Regions from separate parts of the Homo sapiens genome. Here region 1 is linked to region 2. A link is an interaction called in ENCODE POLR2A ChIA-PET data of the cell type or tissue named here. Cell type or tissue: B cell. All regions are shown on one strand. Each heading gives the region's core, and the rest is flanking DNA. Links, peaks and the distances in the headings are about the cores only.

Region 1 (5,372 bases), core at 151-5,150, 520 kb after region 2:
TTAATTTTCTACCCACCCCCGGCCCCCCCCCAAAAAGTCCAAATAACCACAAAAAGTCTCAGCTCACTATCCCTGGCCCCTGGAACCCAGCATCTCCTGCCCAGAGGCAGCTGTGGTCTCTGGCTCCGTGATGAGCTTGTGGGGGACATGGCTGCAGTGCCGGTTCAGCCACCGTGGGTAGCTTTTTCCCAAAGACGAGGCATCTGCTTGAGGCTCACCTGGAGTGGTAGGGGCTTCCAGGGCAGGGCCCAGACAGTTTTCCCCTGGCAGCTGCCGCAGCCTTTCTGCACAGGAGGGCCTTCGGGCTCGGGGGTAGGAGCGGCTTGACGCAGGTTGGTCCCTGGAGATGAGTCAGCATTTCAGAGGCACTGCTGACAAGCATGGGGGTCGGGACAGACCTGAGTCCAGCAGGTCATTTTGGAGGGAGAGAAGCTCCCAGGATTCAGCAAAACCCCGGGAGCGTCCGTCGGCGGATGCTGCACCAGCCGCAGGTGTGAGCATGCGAGACTCCGGGCAAGGAGAAGAGGAAGATGGAGATAGTGGCACAGGGGCACGCAGAGGGAGGCCGAGGGTCACCTGCTGCTCTGGCCATTGAGGTGGCTGGATGAGGAGCCTGGCTGGGTGCTGGATAGCACTTTTAGACCTGGAGCCTGGAATGTTCCAGACTGGCCCTGGTCGTTCCTGACTCCCTGGGCCTGCGGTGAGCAGTGGCTGAAGAGCCTGAGAGCTCTGAGCAGGACCTGCTGCAGGGCTGGGTTGGGCTCGTTGCTGTGTTTACTAAGACGTCTCATCTTCGGCTGGGCACGGTGGCTCACACCTGTAATCCCAGCGCTTTGGGAGGCCGAGGCGGACAGATCACAAGGTCAGGAGTTCGAGACCAGCCTGGCTAACATGGTGAAACCCCGTCTCTACTAAAAATACCAAAAAAAAAAAAATTTTAGCTGGGCATGGTGGCACGCACCTGTAATCCCAGCTACTTGGGAGGCTGAGGCAGGAGAATCGCTTGAACCCGGGAGGCAGAGGTTGCAGTGAGCCGAGATCGCACCACTGCACTTTAGACTGGGCGACAGTGTGAGACTCCATCTCAAAAAAAAAAAAAAATTCTCATCTTTATTGTCCACAGCTCTCTTGGGCTGGCAGTGGCTCGTGGACACGTCGGGCCAGGGAACATATGGTTGTCCCTTGGCAGGTGCTCAGGGCCGCATTGTCATGCTGGAAGGCATCATTTGGCTCAGAACCAGGTGCCCACTTGTTCTTTGAAATTTGTTTTGTCGTTTAATCTTTGCCTTGGGGAATTTGGCCCATTTTTCCAGGACGAGGGCAGAGAGGTGGCTTTCTGGTTCTGGCAGGGAAGAGCGAGGCTGGAATGGCTCCCCTTTGGCCCAGCCCGTGTCAATCTCTGGGCTCAGCTGGCAGGGGAATGCCCCAGACGGCGCTGTCGGGAGGCGCAGAGGCCCGAGTGGTCTGGCAAAGCCGGGTGCTGAGCCAAGGAGCCCTGAGCTCGGTGCTTCCCGGGCTCCTGGTACCTGCTGAGAGTCTCAGGCCGGAAGGGGTCCAGAGGTTTGGGTGATCATTTCCGAGGGCTGGGTTTTCAGCTGGTGTGCTGCTGCCCTGGCAGGTGTTGTCTGGAGACATGTGTGGTCATCATAGCCTGGGGTGGGGGTGCTGCTGACATCCAGTGGGTGGAGGCCAGGGGTGCTGCCCAGCATCCTCCCGGGGGCTGGCACCCCACAGAGAGTTACCCAGCCCCCACGAGAGTCCACAGTGCTGCCATGGGGTACCTGTCCTGGAAGCTGAAGCCCGGGGGTTCCTCCTTTTTCTTCTTATCTTAAAACAGCATTGGCCAGGTGCCGTGGCTCAAGGCTGTAATCCCAGCACTTTGGGAGGCTGAGGCGGGTGGATCATGAGGTCAGGAGATCGAGACCATCCTGGCCAACATGGTGAAACCCTGTCTCTACTAAAATACAAAAAATTAGCCTGGCGTGGTGGCCCACGTCTGTAGCCCCAGCTACTTGGGAGGCTGAGGCAGGGAAATCGCTTGAACTCGGGAGGTGGAGGTTGCAGTGAGCCGATTGTGCCACTGCACTCCAGCCTGGTGACAGAGCAAGACTCCGTCTCAAAAAAAAAAAAAAGCCAATAAAACAAAACAAAACAAAAAAACAGGCTCGTTGGCCACTCAGCGTCTCCCCACAGGAGTTCCCGGCACTCCCCAACAAGGGGTTTCTTGTGGTCAGACGTTTGGATTCCTGTTCAGGAAACGAATGCCTTCAGATTGTTCTGTGAGGACTTGAAGCAAAGCAGAGACAACAGAAGGTTCCTGATAAACTCCAGGTGTTTGATCCCTGTCGAAGTCCCGGCTGGTGCCTTCACTGTGGCGGGTGGGCCTGTGTGGGCTTCTCCCATGATATTTAGCTCATGGTATAAACAGATGGCGACTTTGGCTCTACCCAAGCCATACTCAGCATCTTTAAGGTGGGGGAGTTTGGTGTCTCCAGGGTCGGAAGGTGGCTTCCTGCTCTTGGAAGGAGAAGTAGTTCCACGTCTTAGAAACCTGTTCATTTCTGACTTCATTCGACAGCTTGGTTTGAAGGAAATGGTTCTTGAAATGCCCTTTAGAATCGCTTTCTCCTTTTGTACAATGTCACGCCAAAATAAGACAAATTTTTACTAAGAATCAATTCTTAACTCTTTTTGCCTTTTAAAAAAATTGAGGTGAAACTCACATACGATAAAATTACCACTTTAAAATGAACACTTCAGTGGCATTTGTTACATTCACGATGTGCAACCTCTCCTTCTGTGCAGTTCTAGAACATTCTCATCACCTGAGAAAGCCCCATACCCAGTAAGCTTAATCACTTCTGGTCCCTCTTGCCCCTTGCGCTTGGCAACCAGCATGGCTTCTGTCTCTGTGGATTCTGGGTGTTTCATATCAATGAAATCATGATTATGTGGCCTTTCGTGTCTGGCTTCTTTCACTTGGCGGAAAGTTTGTGAGTTTCATGCACGTTGTAGCCTGGTCAGTACTTCCTCTTTTTTTTTTTTTTTTTTGAGACGGAGTCTTACTCTGTTGCCCACGCTGGAGTGAAGTGGCACCATCTCAGTTTACTGCAACCTCTGCCTCCCAGGTTCAAGCGATTCTCCCACCTCAGCCTCCTGAGTAGCTGGGACCACAGGTGTGCACCACCACGCCTGGCTAATTTTTTATATTTTGGTAGAGATGGGGTTTCACCATGTTGCCCAGGCTGGTCTCGAACTCCTGAGCTCAGGCAATCCACCCACCTTGGTCTCTCAAAATGCTGGGATTACAGGCATGAGCCACCGCGCCCAGCCTACTTCCTCTTTATGGCTGAATAATATTCCATTGTATGAATGGAACATACTGGGTTTGTCCATTCATACATTGGTGGACGTTTGGGTTTCCACTTTGGGTTATTGTGAATAATGCTGTGGTGAGCATTTGTGGACAAGTTGTGTGGATGTATGTTTTCAATTTTTTTGCATTGCACCTAGGGATAGAATTCTGGGTCATGTGTTAATTCTATGTTGAGCTTTGTGAGGAAGCAATCCTTAACTCTTAAATGAAAGTTCTGCCTCCTGACAAGAATGCACTTGCTCAACGTCTCAGCCCACAACTTCTTTAGGCTGGCGTTGGGCTGGCTATGTTGATGTGTGAACACACCTTCCTGGGGCACAGTGGGGCCTGTTATTATTTCAGGCTTCCAGAAGGTTCCATCAAGCAGAGACATGATGAGCTGTGTTGGAATAACATGGAACAACTTAATAGTATTAAATCCTGAATTAGATTCTAACTTCTGCCTTAGGATATGAGCTTTATTTTGTACATGAAATCAGGAGAGAACATTTCTTAATAAGTGTTATCGAAGATTATGTGATTTTACCATAAATAATAAATGTGGGAGTGACATTGAGAAGGAGGTTTTAGATATCTTCGTAGCTTCATTTCTCCTTGTTTCTTCCCCCCCCATTCGTTTCTTTATTTTTAATTGCAATAAACTTTATAAAACGAACCATCTTGGCCATTTTTAAGTGTGCAGTTCAGTGGCATTAAATGCATTCACATTGTTTCATGGGCGTCACCACCATCCACCTCCAGAACTTCCTCATCTTCCCAAACTAGACTCTGTGCCAATTCAATGCCACCTCCCCACAGCCCTCCCCTAGTCCCTGGCACTCACCATCCTACTTTCTGTCTCTGTGGATTTGACTGTTCTCGGGACCTCTCGTAAGCAGAAGCAGACAGTATTTGTCCTTTTGTGACCGGCCTCTTTCACTCAGTGTGATGTCTTCAAGGCTCATCTGTGTTGTAGCGTGTGTCAGGGTGTCTGTCGTTTTTAAGGCCTCCTTATTTCTTGTGCTACCTGAAGTTGGGTTTTTTTCAGTAATAATAATGTGTAATGTTTATCCTGACTCATCTAATGCTGAGGGCCTGGGGATGTGGTTCTTTCGTGCTCTCCTCCATATCTTGTGACAGAATAATTCTTGTCATTTCTAGGATTTTATAATTTAGGAGACGAGGAAGGATGTTAAGTGAATAAGTGTGCCTTTGAAACAGAATAATGCGGCAAGATAAAATGGCATTTGTGTTTGAATGATTTGAAGCTCTAGAAGCTTTTCAGAGCTTTTAACACGCTCCTCATTTGCCTGTTGATGGGCTTCCCAGGGCCTGCCTGTGCGTTTCCATTTGATTTGTGCTTGGCCATGGGAGAAGCGGCTTGCTGTTCTTAGCAGATCCCGGCAGCCTCTCCAACAAGTTAAGTGACCTGCCTGGGACCTGCAGCTTGAGTTCAGGGTGGATGACAGAGTGAGACTCCGTCTCAAAAAAAAAAAAAAAAAAGAAGTAGAGAGTAGAATAATGGTCACCAGAATCTGGGGAGGTGAGGAAGGAGGAAGAGGGGGTTGGGGAGAGATTGGTCAAAGAGTACAAAGTTACAGTAGGATGGCAGGAATAAGTTCTGTTGCTCTATTGTACAATAGGATGACTATGGTTAATAATATTGTATTGTATATTTCAAAATAGCTAGAGGAAAGGATTTTGAACATTCTTACCACAAATAAATGATAAATTTACAAGTAATGGATATATTAAATACACTTATTTGAGTTTTACACAATGTCTAGGGGTCAGGACCAGGCATCGGGACCAGACACTGGGGCAGGGTTGGGGTGGGTGCTGGCCGCCGGGGGTGCTTGTCTGAGGCTAAGACTAGGTGGGACCAACGGGAGGATGTGTGAGGACCCACCTGCAGCAGCCCGAGGGGATGGCAGTGGTGGGGTTACAGAGTGTGGACTTGGATTCCAAAGAGGAGAAACCAGGGAAACCAAGATGTGGGCTTCCTGGGGGTGTCAGG
Region 2 (5,372 bases), core at 247-5,246:
GAGAGTGGTGTGGCAGCCTCCAGTACAGAGAGGTTCCTCGAGGTGGTCAACCAGGCAGGCCTCCCTGTGCTGTGAGGGGACGCGGCCACAGAGTTCACAGAATCCGCAGGTGGAGGAAGGGTGACAGGGCACACAGCAAGGGTGTCAGCCCTCGGGAGGCCCCAGTGACGTGGAAACAGCACTCACAGAACCCCCAGCTCCAGAACCCAGGAGGTGACCCCAGGTAAGACAAACGTGGAGCTGAGCGACTGCCTTCGGGCCAGCAGCATTCCCAAGTCTGGAAAGTCAAATGTGAACACACGCAGCCAGCACTCTCTACGTTTCTCTCTCACACACACACACACACACAAAGTGCGTGCACACACGCAGAGCACACATGACATCTCCTAACAAGAGCAGGCATGGCAGCCACTGTGGCACAGAACACAAAAAATGCCTACGAGGCCCTAAGGATTTTTCTTTCCCTAGAAATGGAAAATGAGCCGAGTCAGACCTGCCGGCTTGCTGAGGGATTTCTCCCAGGTGGATTTCAAGTGACAGGCTCTGGATTCCAAACTGTCACATCTCTGAGGGCAGAACCACGAAAACTCCGTTTGCCACCTTCACTTAGAATGACGCCAAGGCCCTCCGGTGACCTTGTGTAGCAGGAGGGATGGGCTCCGGGGAGAGGATCTCTGGAGTGACTGCTCCCGGGCCTGGGGATGATATGTTTCCTAGATGTCGTGGGCTGATTCAGGGAGAAGCTTGGAGGCCTCCTGAATTTGGCTGTCCAAAATACGGTGTTTAATGGGCAGGACTTTTAGGCCCTGAAGGAGCTGCGATGGTGTCAGTGAGACCCAGGCACCTGTCCGGCTGAGAGGGAGCCGCAGCAACAGCTAAGGACAAATTGTGAGCTTTCGTATATTTGAAATTTAACAGGAGTAAGAAATTTTGGCTCCAGACTTGAATTCCTTTGACTGTCATCATCTTTGGTCCTGAACTTGCAATGGTTAGCCTTTAAGACTTAATTTCTCCCCAGAGATTGGATAACAGGAGCACACTGATGTTAAAATTTAGGGCACACTGTGTGTTGCAAGTTTACATCATGTAATTTAACCTCGTGGAGGAATTCTGATGAGCCCGGTTGAACAATATAGCTGCACAGAATTAAGGGTGAGAAGTAAACCTGAGAGTGGTGTGGCAGCCTCCAGTACACAGAGGTCCTAAGATTATTTAATGAATGTCCTATTCCGACAAATTCCGGAGCCATGGGGAGCACATTCTAACCACCCCATTGGTCTGTCCTGAGGGACTGCGATCTCTTCCACTCCAAGAGAGGCCACGTCCCTGGCTGTCCAGGTCCCTGATGGTTATGTGAATAACAGACAGACCTGGAGTCAGCTTGGAGCGCAGCTGCTGCCTCTCCTGGACTTGCTCTAGCCGCAGAAATGCTCGCCCCATGGAGGCCAAAACGGGGAGAGGCGAAGGTGGGTTCAGCCCCTTGCACTTCTCAAGAGGCTCCACAGCAGGTGGGCAGGGCCCGGCCCTCAACACTGGCTCTGATGGGGTGGGTGAGCCTGATGGGTCCTGGGATCAGTCAGCCATTCGGTGGCTCTCCCACTAAGACAGGATTTTAGGCTCTCAGTTAGCAGAAATAAAAGTTATTCTTTGCCTCCATCTGGCACAGTTTTGTTTTATTTCTCAATTTGTTCAAAACCCAGGTAGGGAAGACGGATTCTCAGAAATCCAAACAATTAAAAAAAAAGAATGACACCTGAGAGCCAATAACGAAAAGGTCTGCATTTTGAAAGAGAAAATGTTTGCATTTTGAAAGACCTGCAAAGACTGACAGCTATGGCCTCGGCATTCTGGCTTCAGGCTAGGGGCGGAGAAGGCCAGCCTTCAGAAGGCTGTAGCAGGGACGCCCGGCCCCACCCCCCGAGGGCGAGGCGCCAAGGCTAAGACACAGGGGGGTCGGTCTGGGCCCTCCTGGCTCCTGGCTCGGGAGGTGAGCCCAGCCTGCAGAAGGCCCCGCTCTGGGGCCAGGAAGCCTTCAAGGGCACTCTAAGGAGGCAGACACCGTGGCCAAGGAATCCAGAGCCAGGTGGCTGAGGAAAGGAGGGAGAAAAGAATGTCCCATGGCCCTCGCAGCAGCCTGTCCCAGGGAGGCACTGACCGCCCAGGCCCTCCCAGCAGCTGCCCGCAGGCTGCACCAAGGCCCCTGGGTAGATCACAGGCTCTGTCTGCTTAAGGCCCAGAAACCAGATTTGCCCTCGGGACACCCCAGCCCAGCACCCCGCCTCCCACACCTGGCACCCAGATCACCTGTGCTGGTGAACACGTACCTGGGCAGCAAAACAGGAACTAAGCAAGAATCCTCTACACTTATAAAAATGTCATTAGTAATAATATTAACATTATTCCCTTCATAAAAAGTAAGTATGCATGTCCTTTCCAATTGAGATCTGGTATCTTTAAAAAAGGATATAATTTATAAAACATATGCATCAGAGGGAAGAGAGGAAGGGCTGAAGACAACGATCTGTTGTGAAATGTTTCACAGAAGGTGAAGTCTGTGAATATAAATTTTTAAAAATACGCTCAGCTTGCCTTACACCTGTTGCCATTACAACATCACACTCTTCCCGATAACAAATAACACTTTCTGCACTTTTTGGAAGAAAAGTAGAATAAAATTTTCTTAGGGAGCATTTTAGAGAAGAGTCGAAATATAAATTCCTATCAGCTCACCTGGAAGTACCCAGAGTCAAACCTGCCAGCTCACGGAGAAGTTAGACTCCCTCCTGCCTCTCTGACAAAGTGCTCTTCCACCTGGACCAGGGATCCACCTCCCCACAAAGTCCAGCCTCTTCTTTCCAGGCTAATTTCACCGTAACATAGTGTCTTCCCCACATTGAAACCAAATGTGCCTTCCACGCCCAGGCCTTGACCTGCCTCTGAAACACCTCGGGAAGTCTTTTCTGCAAGCAATGGCCTGAGAGACTTCCATTTCCTTCAACTCTTAAGACTCCCTTCCACATCCTCTCGGGGGCCCCTGGCCACCAGCCCTGAACACAGAAGCTGGGCTCTGACCACGCAAGGACAGAGCTAGGAAGCCTCCTGTCACAGCTGCACTCCACTGTCAGCCATTAATACATTAAAGCCATTAACGCATCAGTCCAGCGGAAGGCAGAACCACATCAGATACTAGTTCTTTCATCTGTTCAACTCTGAAAGCCTCCTACGTGCCAGAAAATCAAGTCCTGAGTATCGATGTGTGCGAAGGAGTCAAACACGCAGGCCTGGGAATGCTATCCCCGGAGAGTCCTGCTTGCAAGGCCGGTCCCCGGCCGGTGCCTAGAATGTGGGTTTCAGGAGAGTTCCCACGATTCCCTGACTGATCTGGATGACTCGGCGGGCCTACACTGTGCAGGGTGGTTCACCCTGGGCACCTGCTCTCCTCCTGGGAGGCTGCATTTGGGCACATGCCAAGCAGAGAGTGTCCGCATGCCCAGTCCCCAGTAACATCCTCGGTGCTGAGTCTCTAATGTGCTTCCCCAGCAGGCAACGTTTCGGACGGGTCGTCCCAGCCCCGCACTGGAGGGATCCAGCGTGTCCTGTGTGACTCCGCCAGGAGGGGGCTTGGAAGCTTATACCGCTTCCTCTGGACTTTACCCCTTGATGGAGTCTCCTCTGCATCCTTGCACTGTGAAGAATCACAGCCACGAGTGTGGCTCTGTGGGGTCGTCTTGGGATCCCCTGACACAGACAGGGAGAAAAGTGGACAGGCAGACAGGACCCTTCTGTTCACAGGGATGACAGTCTGACAGCTGAGCCAATGTTCATCACTCGCCAGGCAAGTGCACATTGACTGCTAACGAGGACCTGGGTGGCCACACCATCATAGCACAGAACCAGGGCTGGTCCTGGAAGACCACTTGGAGGGTGTGAGGTCTGAGCAGAGATGAGAGAGAGGGTTCAGGCACCATGCAGCAGAGCCCCGGCGGCCCGAGGGAGCATGTCACATCCCAGAAATGAAATGGAGGCCAGGGCAGCTGGAGGGCAGCGAGCAAGCTGCGGCTGAGGCAAGAGGAGACCGTTCCGAGGCTGGAAGGCCACGTCGGAGTCAGCGGTGAGACCCAGGCAATGCTCTCAAACGCAGGTAATGAAATGCAAATGGAGGCCACTGCAGGTAAGAGATTTGCACCACGGAAAGATGATGTAGAAACAATGGAATGAGCCAAATGAGGATGGAGGGGTATCATTCACGAGGCAACTGCCGTAATCCAGGCAAAGTGACTACACGCGCTTCCCACGGAAGACAAAGTGAACCCCAACTGTCCACACTGCCTTCTGCTGAGCTGACTGCTCGGCTCATGCACCTGAACGTAGGACTTGCCATTTGTTCCTATTAGCTCATTCATTTGATTGGTTCCCGGCTGGCACTGCAGGCAGCTGAACCCATTCTGAATCTTGATTGTGCCATCTATCACATTCGCTATCCCTCCCAGCTGAGAGGCACTGGTTAAACGGATCCCCTTGACGTCTTCACTACAGTCTCTGCCAAGAGGAGGGAAGGGCAGGGCCAAGGACGGGGCTCGGCAGCATGTTCTCAGAAAGCACCCTCAGAGCACAAACGTGTCAGATTCTATGCAGCCTTGTTTAACCAAACCCCCTGCTTTCCTACCTGCCAGGTTCATTTCTCTGATCTTCTGTGTTCCCATCTGTGAAATGGAGAGAGGAAGGGCTCCATCACAAGGGCACAGGCGGTACTGAGTTACTGTGTCTAAAAGAACCTAAGACAATGCCCATATAGAGTGCAAACCCAACCTCCCCCTAATTCCGCACCTTCCATGATGTGTCAGCCATCAAACAGTGGTTTAAGGCTGAAGGCTCCCAACCCAGCCAGGCCAGAGGAACCAGTGCCTCTGTAAACCACTGGAAACGTGACTGTCCCTTGTCTTCAGACACGGGCCAACCAGCAGAGTAAAGCGGCACACCAGCAGGAGGAGGCCATCCATGGTCACTTCCAGACGCACACGGCGAGGAGCAGAGCCGTCACGAACGCCGGCGCGGGAGGGAGACAGCCAGCAAGCCAACGGGGAGAGAAGCCACCGCAGCAGGAGCAGTGGGATGAAAAGGTTCCAACTGCAGGATTTCAACTAAGTCACATTCTGGCAAAGGTGAAACTATGGAGACAGTAAAAAGCCCAGGGGTTGGGTGGAAGGGGATGAACAGGCGGGGCACGAGGGTGTTCAGGGCAGGGGACGACACTGTGCGACACTTTCTTGGTGGACTCATGTCACTGCACACCTTTCAAAACCCACGGCCTACAACTGGTGTAAACTGTGGACTTTAGTTGACAATAATGTATCGATATTGGCTCCTCAATT

What was found. Peaks named below come from ENCODE experiments on the same cell type or tissue, not always from the same donor. Only the 100,000 strongest peaks of a DNase experiment are listed, where the experiment ranks them.
Region 1: POLR2A ChIA-PET joins it to region 2 with 10 read pairs; 2 of 35 experiments call an interaction of 5 or more read pairs at or near these places.

The regions. Positions count from the first base shown.
Region 1 is chr22:46,474,275-46,479,646 of GRCh38, reverse strand. The region is part of intron 1 of CELSR1 (cadherin EGF LAG seven-pass G-type receptor 1); the gene reads left to right. It also overlaps the pseudogene FAM136EP. Among named protein-coding and RNA genes, the nearest start is that of CELSR1, 61 kb to the left of the region's middle. RefSeq lists an enhancer at 1-463. In B cell, for the core only: no CTCF peak of the experiment used is centred there; a DNase peak (open chromatin) is centred at 2,936; H3K27me3 peaks cover 498 bases.
Region 2 is chr22:46,990,491-46,995,862 of GRCh38, reverse strand. The region is part of intron 9 of TBC1D22A (TBC1 domain family member 22A); the gene reads right to left. Among named protein-coding and RNA genes, the nearest start is that of TBC1D22A-AS1, 77 kb to the right of the region's middle. RefSeq lists an enhancer at 1,775-2,603. In B cell, for the core only: no CTCF peak of the experiment used is centred there; no DNase peak of the experiment used is centred there.